Regions from separate parts of the Homo sapiens genome. Here all the other regions are linked to region 1. A link is a contact called in ENCODE Hi-C or POLR2A ChIA-PET data. All regions are on one chromosome and are shown on one strand. The core of a region is the stretch at or near the end of the contact, and the rest is flanking DNA. Distances in the headings are between cores, read along the strand shown. Region 1 holds the start of IREB2 (iron responsive element binding protein 2). Region 2 holds the start of LOXL1 (lysyl oxidase like 1). Region 3 holds the start of ARID3B (AT-rich interaction domain 3B).

The links. A loop is a pair of places that touch in the nucleus more often than their neighbours do. ChIA-PET counts read pairs that join two places held with the same protein, here RNA polymerase II (POLR2A). Pooled maps may share reads with other maps.
Region 2: a map of naive thymus-derived CD4-positive, alpha-beta T cell shows a loop between it and region 1 (20-fold over the local background). The contact joins the promoter of LOXL1 here to the promoter of IREB2 in region 1. A Hi-C loop is called at or near these places in 2 of 168 maps with a recorded cell type or tissue (CD8-positive, alpha-beta T cell and naive thymus-derived CD4-positive, alpha-beta T cell) and 4 of 50 pooled maps.
Region 3: a loop to region 1 is called in a pooled map, with 20 times the contacts of the local background. The contact joins the promoter of ARID3B here to the promoter of IREB2 in region 1. A Hi-C loop is called at or near these places in 1 of 168 maps with a recorded cell type or tissue (CD8-positive, alpha-beta T cell) and 5 of 50 pooled maps. POLR2A ChIA-PET finds 5 or more read pairs at or near these places in 1 of 52 experiments (activated CD8-positive, alpha-beta memory T cell).

The regions. Positions count from the first base shown.
Region 1 is chr15:78,435,895-78,440,001 of GRCh38, reverse strand. It overlaps IREB2 (iron responsive element binding protein 2), which reads right to left and starts at 1,786. Exons shown (of 22, transcript NM_004136.4): 1 at 1,646-1,786; 2 at 121-207. The coding sequence starts at 1,664. RefSeq lists a silencer at 1,332-1,571 and enhancers at 2,042-2,101, 2,172-2,251.
Region 2 is chr15:73,923,605-73,927,711 of GRCh38, reverse strand. LOXL1 (lysyl oxidase like 1) reads right to left here and starts at 1,250. Exons shown (of 7, transcript NM_005576.4): 1 at 1-1,250. The coding sequence starts at 928. All of the region lies in intron 1 of LOXL1-AS1 (LOXL1 antisense RNA 1), which reads left to right. RefSeq lists a silencer at 1-2 and enhancers at 1-744, 3,783-4,107.
Region 3 is chr15:74,538,834-74,542,940 of GRCh38, reverse strand. ARID3B (AT-rich interaction domain 3B) reads right to left here and starts at 1,721. Exons shown (of 9, transcript NM_006465.4): 1 at 1,611-1,721. LOC124903528 (a long non-coding RNA gene) reads left to right here and starts at 1,853. Exons shown (of 2, transcript XR_007064719.1): 1 at 1,853-2,043. RefSeq lists enhancers at 726-785, 2,136-2,285, 1,860-2,401, 2,336-2,465 and silencers at 775-959, 1,476-1,835.

The sequences.
Region 1 (4,107 bases), core at 537-3,036:
TGTAGGTGTACCTGTTACAATACGGTGGAAATACATTTAAAATTTCTTCAGCTCAGCTTGACAAATGCATTTTCATTATTAGAGACTAAACAAACCCAAGAAAATGTAAAGCAACATTACCATACTTGGTGCCAAGTTTAGATACATCGAAGAACTTCTTATGTGAACTGTCATTTAATGTTTCAATAAGGTACTCAAAGGCGTATCCTGAAAAAAAAATTGTATTTTCATTAAATGCAGCAACAAAATATTTTATTCAGCTGAAAATACCTGGAAACTAGCTTTATCCAATAGAATTTTCTGCAATGGTAAAAATATTCTATGTTTGAGCTGTCCAGTAAAGTAGCCATTAGCAACGTGTGGCTATTGAGCACCTGAAATGTGGCTATCGTGCCTGAGGAACTGAATTTTTAATTTATTTAATTTTGATTAATTTAAAGTCACACAGGGCTAGTATCCACCACACTGGAAAGCATAGTTCTAAACCATAATTTGTCAAGTAAAAACTAGTAAGATAATTCACTCCTGAAATGTGATAAGAATACCTGGAAAGGGACAATAAGAATGATTTAAATAATCCACGGGGACGTTTTGGAAAGACATGTCTTGAAAACTGCAGAGACAGGAATTTGTGAATTCCACAATTAACATTAGAGGGACTGATTAAAAAAAAAAACTAAAAGACGGATTTTTACAGAGCATTCAATAAACCAAAACAAAAAAACTTCTCAGTTAAGTCCTTACCAGGGCTTAGTACTGAAAATAAAAGTAACAGAATCTCTAGGAAATTAGCATATTCTACCCGAAAGAGACAAGTCTTCTGGTTTTGCACGAACTGAAGCTGAACTACTAAGTCAAAGATCCAGAGGTCTCATTTAAACGTGCCTCAGCTCCCAACATTCTAGGGGGCAGTGGCGGGGAGGCAGCCCTGAGGTTGAAAAGAACCTTCAGATCTTTTGTGCAGACTCATAGCGGTGGGTGGCCAGGACCCTCAACATTGTTAAGGCTTTCATCCAAAAGGAGAAAACATAAGCACAGCCCATTTTCAGAATGAATAGTATTTTTTTCTCTTTTTTTTTTTTTGTAGAGGGAGGTGGACGGGGGAGGAGACAGCGGTGCAATAAATGGTCGGAGAACTGACTGACCAATGTTCAACCTTGACTGCCCCTCATTCGGCTTCCAGAGGCACAGAGAGACTGAGGGGCCTTAGGCTGGACCGTGGAATCAACATCTAGCTGCGTGAGACCCGAACACGGAGACGCAGGCCCCCGCCTTCATCGCTCGCCAATGGGGGGCGGGCAGGAGAAGACGGTGGGCCTCTCCCTGCCCCTGGTGTTGCTGACGGGGGCCAGGAAGCCGCTGGCAGCAGGCAGCGGCCACCGGAGAGAGAGGGGTGCGGGTCAAGGCCAGCGGTGGGGTGGCCCGCCCTGCGGGTGTCGCGCAGGAGGGTGGGGATCGGGAGCCCCAGCTTCCGCGGCCTAGGCTCAAAGGGCGGCCCAGCAGGCAGGCCCCGAGGGGAGCACAACCCGAGCCCCGAGGGCCTGGGCGCCTGCCGAGCGACTCCAGGCGAGAAAAGCAAGGAATTCGGCGCCTAGGCAGCGCGCGTTTCCAACTGCCAGACCCAGCTCGGAGGCCCGAAACTGACCTGCTTTTGGGGCGTCCATCGCCGGAGACCATATTATCCCTCCGGGGAGGGGGCCAGCGGGGGAAGAAGGGGGAGGCCGGGCAGGGAAGACGGGGAGGAAGACAGGCGGACTGGCAAGGGAGGAAAGAAGGAAGCAGGCTCGCGCAAATATCGCGAGAGCAGCAGAGCCAGCCCCGGGTCTGCGCTCGCGGGATTTGTCGCCTAACTCCCGCGAGATCGTCGGACAGGAAAACAAAGAAAGGGAAGGGGCGGAGCTAACCAGAAAGCGATTTCTCGCGCCGTCGCCGCTGTTCTCGCGAGCGGGGGCGGAGCGCTGGGGAGGCTCCAGTGGGGGCGTTGGCGTGGCTAGTTTGGCCTTCGCAGCGATCCGTTACTTAGTTGCGGCCTTAAGTTTTCTATTGGGGTCATGAATTCGAGCGGTGTTTGCGTTCCCGCAAGGTGTCTGTTGGAGTCAGGGTCGGAATCGGAACTGCTAGGAGAAAGAGCTCAAGGAGAACCGCTTTCCCCTAACTATAAAGCCTTGCATTAACTTGTCAGACGTGGGCGGCCCACACGCGTGTTTTCAAGTGGGGGCGGCCATACTGATCGGGCGCGTGGGAGGCGCTCAACTGTTGAATGAATGAATTTTTTCTTACCCTCCGGTAGCTTCCGTGATTGCCGACTTCTTCCCAGTGGCAGTTAACACATGCTTAAGCCTCTCCATCCTTCCGCCTCAGCTCCTCCGGTCCCTGTGTTCTCCACCTACCCAGCATTATCTCCTGTCGCAGCAACTTACCAGAAAGAGTCGCTCATACTCGGCTCTCCCCCACCCACTTCTTATCCTCTTCCAGTCTGGCTTCCACTCCCAGAAATGCCTTTAGCCAAGGCCAGCTATAACTCCACTTTCTAATCTCACATATCTCAATCTTGACTGGTTCTCTCCCATTGTTGAAAAATACTCTTCCATCAGCTTCTGTGACTTCAGACTCTACTTTTGTTTCTTCTCCTAAGGGTGCTTGATCTCAGGCTCCTCTGCAGACCTCTTCCTCCGCCCAGCTTTTAAATGTACTGGGCACTTGATGGGCACAGTAGCTCATGCCTGTAATTCCAGCACTTTAGGAGGCCAAAGTGGGAGGATGGCTTGAGCTGAAAAGTTCAAGACCAAACACAGCAACGTAGTGAGACCCTATCTCTACAAAAAAAATTTAAAAATTAGCTGAGTGTGGTGGCATGCACCTGTAGTCTCAGCTACTCAGGAGGCTGAGGTGGGAGGATCACTTGGGCCCAGGAGATTGAGGCTGTGGTGAGCCATGATTGCACCACTGCACTCCAGCCTGAGCAACACAGCAAGACCCTGTCTCAAAAAAAAATATATTGGACATTAAATGTGTCCCAGGGCTCTGGCCTTGTACCTCCTCCCTCTGTCCATTTTCCCTGGCCCATCTCACACTTCCTTTGACTTCAGTTATTAGTTAATATGTTGATGCTTCCCAGTCTGCCTGTGACCTGAGCCTATCTCCTAAACCCGGAGGTGTATATCCTAGTACCCATGGGATGCCTCCACATCCCAAGGCACCTCAAACTAAAAATCTCCAAAACTGAACTCGTCATTTCCCTCCTTAAACCTACTATTCCTTTTGTATTGCCTGTATTAGCGAATGGCGCCACCATCCACCTGGTTGCCCAAGCCAGAAATCAACACATTATACCTGACTCCTTCATCCACTCCCTTTAATCATTGATCCAAGCCCTGTCAACCCAAACTCCAATATATTTCCTTTATTCACCTTGCTATATTTTGTAACATCTCCTTTACAATCCCAGCATGAAATTCATAGGTAATATAATCTACATACACGATAAATAATCTACTTAATGACCTAACTGTAATATAAAGGAGAAAAATAGGAAAGTAATTTATTAGAAAATAATATGTATTATAATACGTAGCTGCACAGGCATGTCTATATTAGATGACAAAATTGAGTAGTCAGATGCTTGTATCTATTTATAACGAATGAGTTTGGTTTTACAGGACATATAATATTCGACTGGGCCAGGCACAGTTGGTAGCTCAAGCTTGTAATCCCAGCACTTTGGGAAGCCAAAGCTGCAGGATCGCTTGATGCTAGGAGTTTGAGACTAGCCTGGGCAACATGGTGAGACCCTGTCTCTACAAAAACTTAAAGAGTTAGCCAGACATAGTGGTGCATGCCTGTAGTACCAGCTACCGTGAGACAGAGGCAGGAGGATCACTTGAGCCCAGAAATTCAAGATTACAGTGAGCTATGATTGTGCCACTGCACTCCAACCTGGGAGACAGAATGAAACCCTGTCTCAAAAAAAGATAAGGCCGGGGCGGTGGCTCACGCCTGTAATCCCAGCACTTCGGGAGGCTGAGGCGGGCGGATCACGAGGTCAGGAGATGGGAGATCATCCTGGCTAACACGGTGAAACCCCGTCTCTACTAAAAGTACAAAAAA
Region 2 (4,107 bases), core at 1-2,500, 4.5 Mb after region 1:
ACCAGCCCAGGCGTGGGTCTCCGCCATGGGCCTGCGCCGCCTCGGGACCGGGGTCAGGGTAGGCCTGCTCGAAGCCGGGGGTGCCCTCGCTGTACAGACTGTGCGAGTAGCGGCGGTCCAGGCCGTCGGGGGGCGGCGGCGGCGGCGGCACGTAGGGCCTCTCGGGGGCCGGGTAGAAGCCCTGAGGCGGGTACTCGGGCAGCTCTTCGCCGCCGCCGTACTCCTCGTAGCGCGCCCGGGGCTGGTAGGGGTAGATGACCCCCGCCGAGGCCACGGCCGCCGCCCCCGCGCCCACGCCGCCGCCCGCGGGCCGGTAGTACACGAAACCCTGGTCGTAGGTCCGCGACGCGGGGTCGTAGTTCTCGTACTGGCTGACGAAGGGCGCCTGCGGGTAGGGGAACTGCTGCGGGTAGGAGGGCTGCTGGCGGTAGGTGCTGGCGAAGGCCGAAGCCGAGACCGAGGAGGCGGAGCCCCCGTGCCGTTGCTGGGAGACGGAGGTGCGGGCCCGGGCCATGCCCGTGCTGTCCCCGACGGCCACCTCGCGCCAGTTGTCGGGCACCTGGCCAAAGCCGAATGGGTGCCGCGCCTGGCCGCGCACGGTGTCCGAGCCCACGCGCCCCGGCAGGGGCAGGGACGGCGCCTGCCGACGCCGGGGGCTCCCGTGGCTGCGCCGCTGCTGGGCCTGGGGCGCGCCGGCCAGCAGCACCCGGGAGCTACTCTCGGAGCGCTGAGGTCCGGCCGGCACGTACTCTGAGCCCGAGTTGAGCAAGCTGTACACCTGCCCGTTGTTCTCCCACTGGATCAGCTGCCGCCAGCGGGCGGGGTCCGAGCCCTGCCCGGGCTGCGCCTGCTGCCCGTGCACCAGCACGCACAGGCAGGCGCCCCACACCAGGGCCCCCAGCTGCCGGCTGCCTCGGGCCAGAGCCATGGTGACCCCTCTGCAGAGGCCTGGTGGACAGAGAGGCTCTCAGGAGTGGCCCCCTGGGCGTGCTTCTCTTCCCACGGCCTCGAGGACAGGAAGGCTCCTTGCTTGCCCCAGCTCTAGCTTTGTCCATGCTGGCCTTGTCCCGAGCGGGACGGCTCCTCCGATGACAGCATTTCAAGGCCAAGGGGTCAGGGCAGGGCAGGGGCGGTGCCCAGGGCTGCACGAGGCTCTCCGCAGGGCACCGGGCGGGCAGGACCGCCTGTGGGCCTTACATGGCCAGCCCCGCACTGGCTGGCCGCTCGGCTGGCGCTTTCCCACTCTGAATGAATAAGCAACAGGCTGGGAGCGTCGGGAGGCTTCGGCCTCCTGGTCCGCCTGCTGGGGCCTCCTCCGCGGGGCCCTATGGCCCGCCGGCTTTTAGCTATGCGCCGGTCCCACAGCTGCAGTGCTCCCTCAGTCCCTGGAGTTCCCAGCCAAGCCACAGACCTGCCTCTGAGGAAGGGAATCGAGCAGGGAGTAGGAGGGGACCTCTGGGGACTCGGGCCTGGTAAGTGGGGCTCTGGCAGGCAGAACGGGGCTGGGGTGTCAGCACCACCCCGCCCATTCCTCTCTGCTTTGGTCACAGCATCCCTGGTCTCCACCTTGCTCACTGGCTTCTCGTTTGGGCTGGAATGGGCCTCTGACTCCTGTCTGCCCCAGCCTCCTTCCCGTACTCCCGGGTTCTCCCTTTTCCTTGTTCCCTAAAGCCAGTGCTAATTAAGACACACCCTCTTTGCATGTTCCTTCCACCATTATCCCACACCCTCAATAGGAAGAAAAAAAAAAAAAAGACACACCCTCTTTGTTGGTGGGCCTCCTCGGGGAGATGCTGAACAGGGACCACTCTCTAATTCCAGGTCCCAGGTGCACCGCAGCTCTTGGGCCTGCGAAGAGAGGCACTGGAGCTGCACCTTTTCCCTCGTGGCACACCTCAGGGGCTTACTTTCCCAGTCTGAAGAGTGGGGTGTATCCCTGAGCTGAAAAGCACTTGTGAGATCCTGGGAGAGATCAACTTCCCAGACATCACGTATGGTTTCTGTCCTACATCTCTTGGCTCTGCATAGCCTGGGAATAACTTGAGTGTACACATGGATAAAATGAAACTGGGGGCTGTCTTTGATATGGGACAGGGGTCACTGTGAGGCAGAGAAGCCAGTAAGCATTGAACAACAGAAGGGGGTTCCGGAGACCTGGCCTGGTCCTGTTGCTGTGTGGCTTAGTCCCTTACTCTATCTGATCCAGGTGCCACGGCTTACCAATGGAAGATTAGGCCAGATGGCTCCTGAGAGTGCTTTGGGAGATTCTCTGTTCCTTCTGGGAATGGCAGGGATAGGAGGGGGTCCCAGAAGTTTGAACGCTTTGGCATCCAAGAAATCACACTCCAAATACTGCTCTTCTGGCCTCCCCTGGGCTGCCTTCTCCAACCGTGTTCCTGGGAACCGAAGGGCAGAAATTGCCCTCTTGGGCTTATAAACAAGGTATGAAGGACCTGTCCTTAATTTGGCTCCTGTATATTCTTTATTTTGGAAATGCCTGGAGCCCACCTAGAGAGGAGGCAACTAGAGTGGACATTCTTTGGGAACTATAGACCTCCCAACCCCATCCTTGCCAGGCAGCATTTGTTCACCCATTGCACTGTTCTTCAGGACTGAGGCTTGGACTCCAGCATGTCTCTACCCTTTAAATGCCCAGAATCCAGCCCAGAGGTAGGGGGCTTCCAATACCTCCTGGCCAGCAACTTGTCAACGCTGACACCTCAGCTCCCCAGCATGGGGTTTCCATCTCAGACTCCAGACAAGATTCCTCCAAAGAGCCACTGGTGTGACTGACACCAAGCAAGATGCTGAGGCAGGGCTTACTGAGGGCCGGGACCTGGAGGGTTAAGCCTTCCCTCCCTCCTGCTTGCCCCCTGCAGTGTTGGCCTCAGCTGCTTGGAATCCCTGGGGTCCTGTAGGGCCCTCCCGCCAGCCAGATGGGCAGCTGCTGCAGCAGAGGAGGGGGAGAAATGGAAACAGGCCTCAGGGTACCCCTAGGCAGGGAGGGAAGGGAAGAGGAGTGGAGGGAGGACAGAGGATGGCTGTGAGGAAGGGAACTCAGTTGCCCTAACGTGAAGGCAGGACCCCTCGCCTTGACTCGGACAGCAGGGCAGGGGCTGCCTCAAGGCTTTGGATGTGGGGGGATCAGGGCACATGCCATTCCACTCAGCGGGCCTCAGAGCCAGCTCTTGGCGTGAAACCTTACCCGATGCTGGCTCCTGCTCCTCTCTCTTTTTTTCTTAATAAGGTCGAATCAGAGTGAGTCAGAGGAGCCAAGTTTCCTGTTAGGCTCTATTTGAATAAACTCTGCTCTGAACATAGCCTGGGCCTCTGCACAGACTCCCCTGGCCAGGACTGCGCTCCTGCCAGCCATCCCTGCTGAGATGGAGACCTGGGGGTCCACACCATGACTTGAGCTAGGGACCTGGCCTGGCCCAGCCACTCCCCGGGGAAGCTTTTTAAGCTCTCAGAGCTTCAGAGTCCCGTCTGTGACCTGGGGGTAATCATACCTTTCTTGTGGCATATTTGAGAGGATGGAATGAGAGGATTATGAAAAGTCCCCAGCACAGAGCCAGACATGTGGCCACTATTTTCCTTCTTTCCTCTTGACTTGTGAGAGAAGGGAGGGATTTATCTCTTGGGGTTGACCCCCACTCCCACTTCCTCTGTCTTTCCTGTTTTTATCTGTCTTCAGCATCTTTCCTTGCTCAGGGTGAACCTTGTGCAGGGGGGCCAGAGGTGGCCCCTCCACCAGAGCTGTCCTCTCCCTTCCTCTCTACTCCCTCCTTCTGACCTCATTCTACTTGGGTTTAGGTCTCCTGCAGTGGCTGACAGGCCCAGCAGTTCTGTGAGCCCAGGGGAGCCTGCCTTCCATCACCTCTCCTCATGCTGGGCAAGGCCTTGCCTTGGTGGCTGGAGGTGTCCTGGCATCCTTAGGTTGAAACCTGCAGGGTGGGGTCCTAAAAGAGACCTGGGCAGGTTATGGAGGGTGCAGAGCTGGGGTCAAATGAGGGCGTGGACTCGAAGGCTGAGCTGAGCCAGAGCTGTCTGGGGTGAAGGGCAGCTTCTCTCTCCGCCTGTCCCTGCAGGCTGGGATTCACACCCACA
Region 3 (4,107 bases), core at 472-2,971, 3.9 Mb after region 1:
AAAAGCATTCTGGGGGCAGGTTTATCTGCATTCTTACCAATCAGTCTCCAAACACACATCACTTTCACACCCTCTTCTCCTTTTACTCCCCCACCTCTCCCCTGCAGGCCCTCACCCCCAACAAACTTCACTTGAGTTATGTTTCTTCAGCAAGTCTCCATAACTGAATGGATTACTATGCAAGGGCAATTTTAGGTGAACAGGACTTGCAACATGGCGTACAATTTTGTCATCACATGAAAGAAGCTGCACTGCACATGTTGGGACTTGATATCTGCATTGTTCCAGTGTTTTAGGATTGGGTCGAAAGACAAAAAACAAAGTGTCTTTAGTATCTTCAAAAATTCACGGAGAAGTAATCACATCTTCAGCAATAAAAACTGCTTGGATTTAAGATTTTTTCCAGGTTAGAGTAAAAAAGGGTACAATTTTTAAAGCTAGGCCAATTAGTAGAGATTAAAAATTCTCATTTTCTGTTTATCTTATAGCCCTGTTTGTGCCTTTTGTGTTCTGTGAAAGATTCGCATTCCAATTTGCCTCTTACTGCCTTTACTTCCTCTCTTGGCACTTCAGAAAGTGTGAGTTACGCTTGCAGCAATACTTTCATTCTGCTTTAGCTCTTCTTACAGTGTAAAAAAGCATGACAAGATTTACATCCACATTAAATTCAGTTGGCAAAAGTGTTCATTTAAAATGAAAACAATTTGGGTCAAAGAAAATTACAGAATAAAGCAAATAATTCGGTGTTCATTTTAAATGTCCTCATAGTCATTACAGTCAATCAATCACGATCGGAATAACTTCTCAACCAAGTCCTGCCAGTCACTGAACAACTGCTTCTTGTCTTGTGGCACCATCTTCTCTGAATGCTGTCCCCAGCAGAGGGGGAGGTGTCCCTCCCACAGCCTCTTATAGTAAGACTGAGATGACTCAGTTCTACAACTCAATACACACACCCTCCCCCAAAGAGCCCATTTTCCCGCAGTCCCTAAGCAGCCAGCGATCCAAACAATGCCACCTGCCTACATTTGGAGAACTTATGTCTCAAATCTAAACCTCTTCATCCCTTCACACGGGCCCCTCCCCCATTTCCCCTAAAGTTCCCGGACCACCAAGCCGGGTACAACGGACTACCTGCAGCTTTGAACCCGGCCTGCTGACCATTCCCCTGCTTTTGCTGCCGGATTCTTTTGGCCCCGGGCCCCTGTAAGCCCCACAGCCCACCTTCCCGGTCACCCCTGCACGCCTCCCCCCATTCTTTATTCACCTCCCCCCATTCAGCCCTATCATTTTTACCTCTACCAACCCTCCCAGCCAATCCGCTGGCTCTTCCGATGGCCCCCGCCCCACCTATCTGCGCGCCCACTCAGCTCCAGGGCCCCTCACCCTTCTCATCGCTTTATCTCAAACGCTTTATCTCAAATGCCCTAATGGGCACAGGGCGCTCGGGGCTCCCGCGGCGCTCTCACTTTCCTTCGCGGTCCCCGCGCCCCCGACTCGCGCATTCCCCTCTCTCTCTACACCTGCCTCGGCTCCTGGCCTCGGCCCCTCCACCTGTCGCAGCCTCCTCTCCCGCCATGCCTGAGGGAGCCCGGACCCGGGCCACTTACCTGTGCGGGGCACTCCGGGTTTTCGGGCGGCGGAGGAGGCGGCAGCTCAGGCCCCGGCGCGGCAGCTGCGTCTCGGACTCCTCCGCAGCCGGGGGCCACAGCCGGGGCGGGGCCCGCACCGGAAGCGGCGCCGCGGGGCTGGACCGCCAGCCAGGGGCGGGGGCGGGGGCGGGGCGGGGCCACAGGGGGCGGGGCGGGACCGAAGCCGGAAGCTGCTAGAAAGGGACCGGGGGGCGGGGTGGGACGAGGCGGAAGTGACTCCTACGGACCGCGCAGCCCGACTGAGTTGTGGGAGGAAGCGAATGGAAGCGGGCGGAAGCCTCGGCCAATGGCAAAGTGCGGACACAGAGGGGTTCCGGTGTGAGCACTTCCGCGGGGAGTTGAAAAGAGCTGGGCGGGAGATCGTGTTCTCCGAGCGTTTTCTATTGCGGAGGTTGGTGTGGCTTGGGCGGTTGGCTGGGAGGAAAGTAACTAAAGAGCAGAGGAGTGTAGGGTTTGCCGTCGCTTCGGTCCCCTCCTCAATCTCCTGCCTTCAAGCCGGTCTTCCTCAGAGGTTCTCGTGTTTAGATCAGCTTGTCTCTAAACTTCTCCGCTCCTTCCTGGGACAGAGACCTGGCTGTCCCGAGAATGTTGCGTCCCTTGAAACTTTCTCACATGAATTAGTATTCTCAGGTCTCAGTTTGCAGAGGTCGGGATTATGTGCCAGGTGCTGTCACCTCTTGTAAAAACACTTGCTTCTTCAGCCCTTCCCCTTAGACTCTGTCACCTACTTCACCCCGTTTGGAGATAATCTGCCGATCTGTGTATCCAGCTCCTTGTCTGTCTCCCGTCTGACCATCTTTGATAATTTCAGAGCCTATGTGGCCAACCCATTCAACATCGGGCCTCGTCTTTAGCGACCCTTATATCAGCCTCCCAATCCCAGTTAAAACCTGGACCTTGTCCCTCCAAACGCTATCGCGTCACGACTCAGTAATTTGAACAACCCTCTTTTCAACCACAGCCTGCTATTCTCTCAGCTTGACTACTTTTGAATTATAGGCCTGATGCAGTAGCTCACGCCTGTAATTTCAGCACTTTGGAAGGCTGAGGCAGGCGAATCTCTTGGGCCCAGTAGTTGGAGAGCAGCCTGGGCAACAAGGCGATACCCCATCTCTACAAAAAATACAAAGTTTAATGAGGCGTTTTGGCGCATGCCTGTGGTCCCATCTACTCGGAAGGCTGAGGTGGGAGATCACCTGAGCCCAGGAGAGGCGGAGGTTGCAGTGAGCCATGATTGTGCCACTGCACTCCAGCCTGGGTGACAGAGACACTGTTCCCCCCCCCCAAAAAAAATAGAATTACAGCATAACTGTTATTACTGTTATTTCACTTTTTTTTTTTAGAAGGAGTCTTGCTCTGTCGCCCAGGCTGGAGTGCAGTGGCGCAACCTCAGCTCACTGCAACCTCCGCCTCCTGGGTTCAAGCAATTCTACTGCCTCAGCCTCTCGAGTAGCTAGGATTACAGGTGTGCGCCACCAAGCCAGCTAATTTTTGCATTTTTAGTAGAGACAGGTTTCGCCATGTTGGCCAGGCTGGTCTCGAAGTCCTGAACTCAGGTGATCCGCTCGCCTCGGCCTCCCATAGTGCTGGGATTACAGGCGTAAGCCACTGCACCCGGCCTGTTCTTTCACTTTATCAGAGCAGAGCATCTAATCGGTTGAAAGCCTCTACTTTATCTCTTATACATTAATCCCCTCTTCACTTCCTTCCTTATCCATTTTAGATTCAGTGGTACATTAATACAGTCCTGCCCCTACTTAATCTTAATCCCACCACAACACTCCTTTTTCCCCAACGAAATCCCTCACCCTGGATGGACCTATGTGTTTCTCCTTGCTTGTACCTTGTCATAGAAAGTTGTCCTGTTGCTGGGCGTGGTGGCTCATGCCTGTAATCCCAACACTTTGGGAGGCCGAGGTGGGCGGATCACGAGGTCAGGAGTTAGAAACCAGCCTGGCCAATATGGTGAAACCCCGTCTCTACTAAAAATACAAAAATTAGCTGGGTGTGGTGGCGCATGCCTGTAGTCCCAGCTACTGGGGAGGCTGAGGCAGAAGAATCGCTTGAACCTGGACGGCGGAGGTTGCAGTTAGCCGAGATCACGCCACTGCACTCCAGTCTGGGTGACAGAGCAAGATTTCATCTCAAAAACAAAAAAATTGTCCTGTTGAGGCCGAGCACGATGGCTCATGCCTGTAATCCCAGCACTTTGGGAGTCCGAGGCGGGTGGATCACCTGAGGTCAGGAGTTTGAGACCAGCCTGACCAACATGGTGAAACCCTGTCTACTAAAAATACAAAAATTAGCCGGGCGTGGTGGTGAAGACCTGTAATCCCTGCTACTCCAGAGGCTGAGGCAGGAGAGCTTGAACCTGAGAGGAGAGGTTGCAGTGAGCTGAGATTGCATCATTGCACTCCAGCCTGGGCAACAAGAGCAAAGCTCCACCTCAAAAAAA